Regions from separate parts of the Homo sapiens genome. Here region 2 is linked to region 1. A link is an interaction called in ENCODE POLR2A ChIA-PET data of the cell type or tissue named here. Cell type or tissue: PC-9. All regions are shown on one strand.

Region 1 (4,000 bases):
AGCTGCCTAAGATTGCTGGGTTACAGCCTGATTTTATACATTTTAAGGGGACAGAAGTTAGAGGCAGAGAGGTCAGTCAGTACATGGAGAGTGCACATTGGTTCAGCCCAGAAAGGTCTGAAAACAGGCTTCTAGGTATAGGTGTGTTACAGGAAAAGGGACCCCATCTGGACCCCAAGAGAGGGTTCTTGGATCTCATGCAAGAAAGAATTCAGGGTGAATCCATAGAGTAAAGTGAAAGCAAGTTTATTAAGAAAGTAAAGGAATAGAAGAATGGCTACTCCATACAGCAGCCCCAAGGGCTGCTGGTTGCCCATTTTTATGGTTATTTCTTGGTGATATAATAATCAAAGGGTGGATTCGTGCCTCCCTGTTTTAGACCTTGTAGGGTAACTTCCTGACGTTGCCATGGCATTTGTAAACTGTCATGGCGCTGGTGGGAGTGTAGCAGTGAGGACAACGAGAGGTTACTCTCATGGCCATCTTGGTTTTGGTGGGTTTTAGCCGACTTCCTTACTGCCACCCATTTTATCAGCAAGGTCTTTATGACCTGCATCCTGTGCCGACCTCATCTCATCCTGTGACTTAATGCCTTAAGTGTCTGGGAATGCAGCCCAGTAGGTCTCAGCCTCATTTTACCCAGCTCCTATTCAAGATGGAGTTGCTCTGGTTCACATGCCTCTGACATTGCTCCCCTCCCTTTTATAAGACAACCTTTAATCCTAAGGGTTGCAGAGGGATGAAGATCCATCTTCTGTAACTTCTTCAGGGTGAATAGGGTCCATGATACTCCTGCCTATTAAGGTCTCTTCTGTTCAGGGTAGAGAAGAGCTCAGCCAGAAAGCCTTGGAATGGTGAGAGCCATTCATAACTCTTGAGTTCTCACAAAAGGTGATATATGAAAGATTATTAAGTGTTTAAGAAAACATTCAGTAAGCTTGTCCTATATTCCTACACAAAGAGTACAACAGCAATATAACAGAATAAGCAAAGCTATCCCAAGTGAACTAAATTAGAAGGCTTTCCATGAACTGGGCATGTTGGAACTAAGCTGACATGGGGCTGTTAGCTGATTCTAATGTGCCCAGAATTAGAATACTGATCCAGATGTTTACATTATCCATCCCTCTTGTTTCTTCTGAGCAGCAGCCAGAGATCACTGGTTGGTTCACAGGAATAAGCAGGGTTAGCCTAAATTGCAGAAACAAACTTAAAAACAACAATGAAACTAGAATTTAAGAAGTGTACCATAGTTCTTGAAACATAATTTCTCTCTCTAGTTTCCCATTTTCCATTTTTACTAAAAACAAATCTTGGTAAGACTGATTTTATTATACTTGGCCTGATTGTTTGTATAAAGTACAGCAAGAATAATTATTTTTCACATAAGCTCTTTTTAAATTGGCTTTGATGGAACTGTGTTCCATAGAAGGAATCTCAGATAAGACTTTTTTAGAGCCAGGCCCTGCCATGGGTTTGTACCCTCAAATACCTATGAGTTGAGTAAATTCCTCTCCTCTTGAGCCTCAAGATAGCTTGGGGCTACTGGACCTGTCAGAAAGTGACATTCTTCATTTACCACAGGTCAGGAACCCCATACAGGGACTGTGAAGACAAGGTATGAGGCATTTCGCCAAGGGGCTTTTATTGGCTTTACAAGTCAAGTTTGATTCCTTAATGCAAAGCATCCCATTCCAGTTAAAGCCTTGGTAAAATAACCAGTTTTTCCAATTGTCTCCTGTTACAAAAGAAATCAGATGTTTATTGCACTTATGCAAATAACTATATTGCCATTAAATTAAGAATACTCACAAATAGTTTCCAAATTCTGGAGAAAACAGAGAAATATGCTCCAAATTTTGTTCACAGGAGTATATTTTACTCAATTGCTAAAAGCTGTACATAGCTCAAAAGAAAAGTTTCCTTGACTCTGAGAAACGAAACAAAGGATCAGCAACATTTTAAGTAAAGTTAAAAACATTACTTCAGTTTTTTATTGGTTCAGTTAATTTAGTTAACTCCTGTTTTGCTTGATATTCATGAACATTTCAGCTCTCTATGAGAGTTCTGAAAGTTTTTCCTCCATTCTAATATCACAATTTCCAAAGTTATTAAAAACCTGCGTTTAAGAACCCCTGTGAGAGCTCCATAGTTGGTTATAAACCACCTTCTAAAAAGGATTAAAACAAGATAACAATTGTCTGTGGATAACAAAATATTTTAGGGCAGCCACAATCAAAAACATGAAATTTGGTTACCTTTGTGGCATGCAATGATTTTATGTAACAATTATAATTATTAATAACATACAGTAAGTCACATTAGAATTAGAGGATTTTCCCATACTTTTGGAACATATACCAATAACACATTTATACAAATAACAGCCCAAAGAAAACCAAACACCATTTCACATTTGATAATGCTTCCTGAGCAATTTTTGTACCAAATAAGCCAAACGTCACTCTTGCATTAGTGCACTGTTGATGTCAAAGCCAATTAATTCTTAATGAAATCTTATAGACAAATGTGTTCAAACTTAATCAGTTTGGCCATAAGGTAAGTTTCTCATAAGCCTTTGATAACCCTTTACACATTTTTATTAAAGAGCAGGTCATAGGCAGGTTTTTGCTCGAAGAAAAAACCTGTTATGCTTTTATTCCCATGTTCAGTTTACAGAAAAACTGAATAATACCCCTTTAACTTTAGCCCATTTGTTCACACCCAGAATTTTTTTACAAGATTAACTTATAACAAGCCTTCCACAACTTGCGTAAACCTTCAGCTTGATTCTAATTTAAAACAATCCTTTTTTTTTTTTTTTTTTTTTTTTTTTTTTTTGAGATAGAGTCTCCCTCTGTCACCCAGGCTGGAGTGCAGTGGCATGATCTCAGCTCACTGCGAGCTCCGCCTCCTGGGTTCACGCCTTTGTCCTGCCTCAGCCTCCTGAGTAGCTGGGACTACAGGCGCCCACAACCACGCCTGGCTAATTTTTTTTTGCATTTTTAGTAGAGACTGGGTTTCACCGTGTTAGCCAGGATGGTCTTGATCTCCTGACTTCATGATCCGCCCACCTCGGCCTCCCAAACTGCTGGGATTACGGGCGTGAGCCACCGCGCCCGGCCTAAAACAATTCTTTAACTCTTTAATCTAGGTAAGAAAAATCCACATTTCCATGTGTTCTTATAATCTTTTACCAAAAGACACATTTCACTTTTCTTACACATCTTGCATGTAAAACTGTTTTTTTTAGCAGTCTTAATTACATGTGACGATGTTAATTGTTAGTGACTTTTACTCTTGGTGAAAACCTTGGTAAGTTGGGGATTCTAATTGTGTACCAGGTGTGGAATTTAGCCTAGGACACACCAGGCAGAAGTGCAGATAAGGGGGCTGACTCCAGCATAGCTAGGGGCGTGGCTAACTCCACATGTCCCTGGCCTTATCTAGAATCTAATGCTCCAGAGTAGGAAACTGAATAATTTTTAAAAGTCAGGTTGGGCGCAGTGGCTCACCCTTGTAATCCCAGCACTTTGGGAGGCCAAGGCAGGTGGATCACAAGGTCAGGAGATTGAGACCATCCTGGCTAACACAGTGAAACCCTGTATCTACTAAAAATACAAAAAAATTAGCCAGGCGTGGTGGCGGGTGCCTGTAGTCCCACCTACTCGGGAGGCTGAGGCAGGAGAATGGCATGAACCCAGGAGGCGGAGCTTGCAATGAGCCGAGATCGCACCACTGCCCTCCAGCCTGGGCAACAGAGTAAAACTCTGTCTCAAAAAAAAAAAAAAAAAGTCAAAGAAGCAGTTTATGACCTTAAAGCATTTAGCAAACTTAATATCTCACCTGCATAATTTAGACCAAATGTTTACATGTTTGAAGATATTTTTATTTTGCCAATAATCTTTAAAACTCCTTATTTCCCAAAGATTACTTCAGTCACATGAACTAAAAGGCATTACACTTTTTACTTTTCTGACAAAATATTTAAGCACTTATT
Region 2 (4,000 bases), 110 kb after region 1:
CCTCCCCAGCCTCAGGAGTGGCGTCACCCCCCTCCCGCAGACCAGCTCCCTCAGGCCAACCCTCCCCTGTTCTGCCTCCCACCGCTCTGCATCCTGCGGCCTCCTGCTTCTCGAATCCACCAGGGCTTCAAGCCCCTCTCTTGGCTCATCTGGAGCGCATCCCTGGTGGTCAGCCAGAAAATGGCCCCCTAGGACTTCGTGCCGGGAACCTGGAACCAGCACCTGTGATCTCATAGGGATACGGGGATTCAGCCCAGGGACTTGGGATGGAGGGATGATCCCGGACTATCTGAGTAGGCCCTAAACGCCACCACAAGTGTCCTTAGGAGACAGAGGCAGAGGGAGGTTGGAACAGACACGCAGAGCAGAAGGCCTTGTAAAGACACTGCAGAGAGGGGAGCGCTGTGGGTCGCCAGCAGCCTGGGAGGGGCAGGAAGGGTCCTCTCCCCACCTTCCGAGGGCATGGCCCTGCCGATGATGCCTTGATTTGGACCCCTGGCCTCCAGAACCGTGAGAGGAGGCACGTCTGCTGCTTCAAGCCACTAAACTGGGGTAACTTGTTATGGCGGTGACTGGAAACTGAGACAGGCCTCCTGGAGTGCGGAGCTAGACTTTCGGCCAGACCAACAGGTAAAGAACGCCTGCCCTTTCATTTTGGCCCCAAATTGCAATGCCATTTTTATTCCCCCGAGCTGTGCACCAAGGGTCCTCACGCAACAGAGAAATAAAGGGTTAGTGAGACACACGGCGCGTCAAGATGGACACAGGTGATGAGGGGAGATTGGTGGCGTGGAGCAACCTGGCTGGCACCGCCCTGTCTCCTGCTGCAGCCTCCCAGCGACGGCTGATGCCCCTGCCTGCTGACCCCCAGGGTTACCATGGGAACGCCACCACAGGTGCTGTGGGGAAGCTGGAGGCTGCAGGGATGTCCAGGCTCTGCCCTTCCCCTCTTTGGGCCTCAGCTGCGAGAAGGGGCTGTGACCATGCGATCTCTGTAATGCACCTTGTCCCTAAAATGGCAGCGGCCCCAACTGCCCACCAAGAAGCGCAGGCCATTGTTCAGAACGGGTGTTCGAGAATATTCATTTGTCAAACATGCAGTTAACAAAAGCAGCCTGGCCACGATTTCTGCAGCAGGAAATTCAAAAGAGCCGGTGGGTCCATCCCCGGTGGAAAATGCTCACGACAATCACTCATTGCAAAAGGTCCAGTCAGGAAAGGGGCTGCAGGGACTTCTGAGAAAGAGCAAAGAACATTCCGTTCAGTGCAGAAGCCTCCAGAGATTCCCTTCATGGGATATCTTCCCGCACACTCAGAACCCTTTCCCAACCACATGGGACACACCTGCCACTGGACCTCGGAGGCCGAGGCCTCCTTCCAAACCCCAGCCCCAGGCAAAGCTTTCTGCCTCCCTTTCAGGTCCCTCTCAGGGGATTTCAATACTCGTGGAACCTGCCTTCCTTCAGGAGTTCTTACACCCGCGCCTGGGCTTGTTTATTCCCTCAACAAACGCCTGCTAGGCGCGGACCCTGTGCTGGTGGGCAGGTGATGGTGAGCGAGACCCACTCCAGGCTCCGGGACCTCATGGAGTGGAGGAGCTGGGTAAACAGGTGGGTGGCAATTCAGTGCAATGAACACTACTCGGGAGTGTAGAGAGCCAGGTGGGGGAATTGCCAGGGGATGGTGCAGGCAGAAAAGGCTTATAAGGGGGTCATTCACATGGGGTCCTGAAGGGTGGGTAGGAGCCCACCAGGCCAAGGGTAGAGTGCAGCCCATGCACGGGGGTGGATAGATTACTGCCCATGCACGCCGGTCTCTCCTGTCCAGGCTTTTTCCATTAAAAAGATAACAACAACAGCTGGATGTGCTGCGAAACAGCCATGGTCCCAGCTACTCAGGAGGCTGAGGCATGAGGACCACTTGAGCTCAGGAGTTCAAGACAAACCTGGACAACATAGTGAGACCCTGTCTCAGAAACAAAAAAAAAGAAAAAAAAAAAGCTAACAGTAACAGCACTGTGTATTGAGGGCTTGTTCTTTACAAACACACCCTCACATGACCCTCACAGGAACCTCTGACATCAGCATCACTGTCCCCATTTTGCAGAGGAGGAAGCCAGGACTCCAAGGGGCTGACTTCCCACAGCAATGAGCTCTGAGCAGTGGAGCCAGGGTGCCTCCCAGCCCTGTGGCCATAGGCCTGTCCCTCGTTCCCCATGTGTAGGGGAGATTGGCCAACGATGAGCACTGAGGGTGCAGGGACAGCTCTATGAGGGCTGCCCCAACTCTCCCTATGCCTTTTCAATGATTAGACAAATCCTTCCCGTGCTGTGACAGCTGCCTGTGGTGTTCAGTACAGTCACACGCCATGCAGGCGTGCAGCCTGGGAGCAAGAGGCTTTGCCCTCTGCCCAGTGTACAGTGGCCAGACCATCTAGGTGTGTATAAGCACTCCAGGATGTTCACACAAACATGCGTTAACATCGCGTTTCTCAGAATGTATCCCATCATTAATACGTCTGTAACTGTACGTGTGTATGCGTGTACTTGCTTATACATGATGTTTGCAGATGTTATACATAAAATGTCATATCTGACACATTAGATCCTATATTACACACATGCATGCGTGTACTTTGTTACACATGACGTTTGCAGATGTTATACATACATAAAATGTCATAAGAAATCTATTAGATTCTGTATTACACACGTGCACATGATAAACTCTATATATTCCACGTAGCGCACCATGCACACATGTGGTGAGTGTCAATTTTGTGCCAGCTTGACTGGGCTGGTAAAGTATTTCTGGGGGGGTGTGTGTGAGAGCGCTTCTAGAAGAGTTTAGCATTTGAATCCATAGTATTAAAGAAGGCTGCCCTCATCAGCACCAGGGTAGGCAGCGTCATCCCATTCCTTGAGGGTCCAGATGGGCCAAAAAGGTAAGGGGAGGGCAAATCCTCTCCCTGTCTGCTGTAGAGCTGGGACATCCGTCTTCCCCTGCCCTTGAGCATCAGCTCCCCTCGTTCTCAGACTGTCAGACCTGAAATCACACCACCAGCTCTCCTGGTCTCCAGCTTCATAGGCAGCATCTCATAGGACTTCTCTGCCTCCACAGTCACTTGAGTTCCCGTAATCAATCTCCGTATGTGTGTGTGTATCTATGTGTATGAACATATATGCATATGATGTATAAGTGTACATATTTACCTGTGTGTCTGTGTGTGTGTGTGTGTGTATGTGTGTGTGTGTGTGTGTATATATATATATATATATATATATATATATATATCCTATTGGCCCCATTTCCCTGGAGAGCCCTGACTAAAACCTGTGCTGCAAGTATCTTCTCCGAGCTCGGGGCCTGTCTTTTCTGTGTCCATGGTGTCTTTTCTGTGTCCATGGTGTGTTTTCCGTGTCCATGATGTCTTTTCTGTGTCCATGGTGTCTTTTCCACACAGTGGTTTGTAATTTTAATATAGCCAAACTTAGTCATCTTTTCCTTTTATGTTCTAGGTGCCTTGTTTGAGAAATTCTTTCCCACTGTGGCTCATGACGATATCTTTTTTTTTTTTTTTTTTTTTTTTTTTGAGACAGAGTTGTGCTCTGTTGCCCAGATGGAGTGCAGTGGCGCAATCTTGGCTCACTGCAAGCTCTGCCTCCCGGGTTCAAGCGATTGTCCTGCCTCAGCCTCCCGAGTAGCTGGGACTACAGGCGTGTGCCACCCTGCCCAGCTAATTTTTGTATTTTTAGTAGAGACGGGGTTGCACCATGTTGGCCAGGCTGGTCTCAAACTCCTGACCTCAGGTGATCTGCCTGCCTTGGCATCCCAAAGTGCTGGGATTACAGGCGTGAGCCACCACGGCTGGCCAATAGCCTCATTTTTTAAAGAAGTTAACATCATTTTTGCTTTCCACCTTTGGGTTTGTTATGTGGCAGGAATGGGTTTTTGAGGAGGACGTGAGAGGCTGATCAGATGGTGCCCACCCAGATTAAGGG

The links. Peaks named below come from ENCODE experiments on the same cell type or tissue, not always from the same donor. Only the 100,000 strongest peaks of a DNase experiment are listed, where the experiment ranks them.
Region 2: POLR2A ChIA-PET joins it to region 1 with 8 read pairs; 4 of 35 experiments call an interaction of 5 or more read pairs at or near these places.

The regions. Positions count from the first base shown.
Region 1 is chr4:8,360,267-8,364,266 of GRCh38, reverse strand. It overlaps a transcript of ACOX3 not described here. Among named protein-coding and RNA genes, the nearest start is that of LINC02517, 42 kb to the right of the region's middle. In PC-9, no CTCF peak of the experiment used is centred here; a DNase peak (open chromatin) is centred at 1,566; H3K27ac peaks cover 1,119 bases.
Region 2 is chr4:8,248,583-8,252,582 of GRCh38, reverse strand. No RefSeq gene overlaps it. Among named protein-coding and RNA genes, the nearest start is that of HTRA3, 19 kb to the left of the region's middle. RefSeq lists an enhancer at 1-357. In PC-9, no CTCF peak of the experiment used is centred here; no DNase peak of the experiment used is centred here.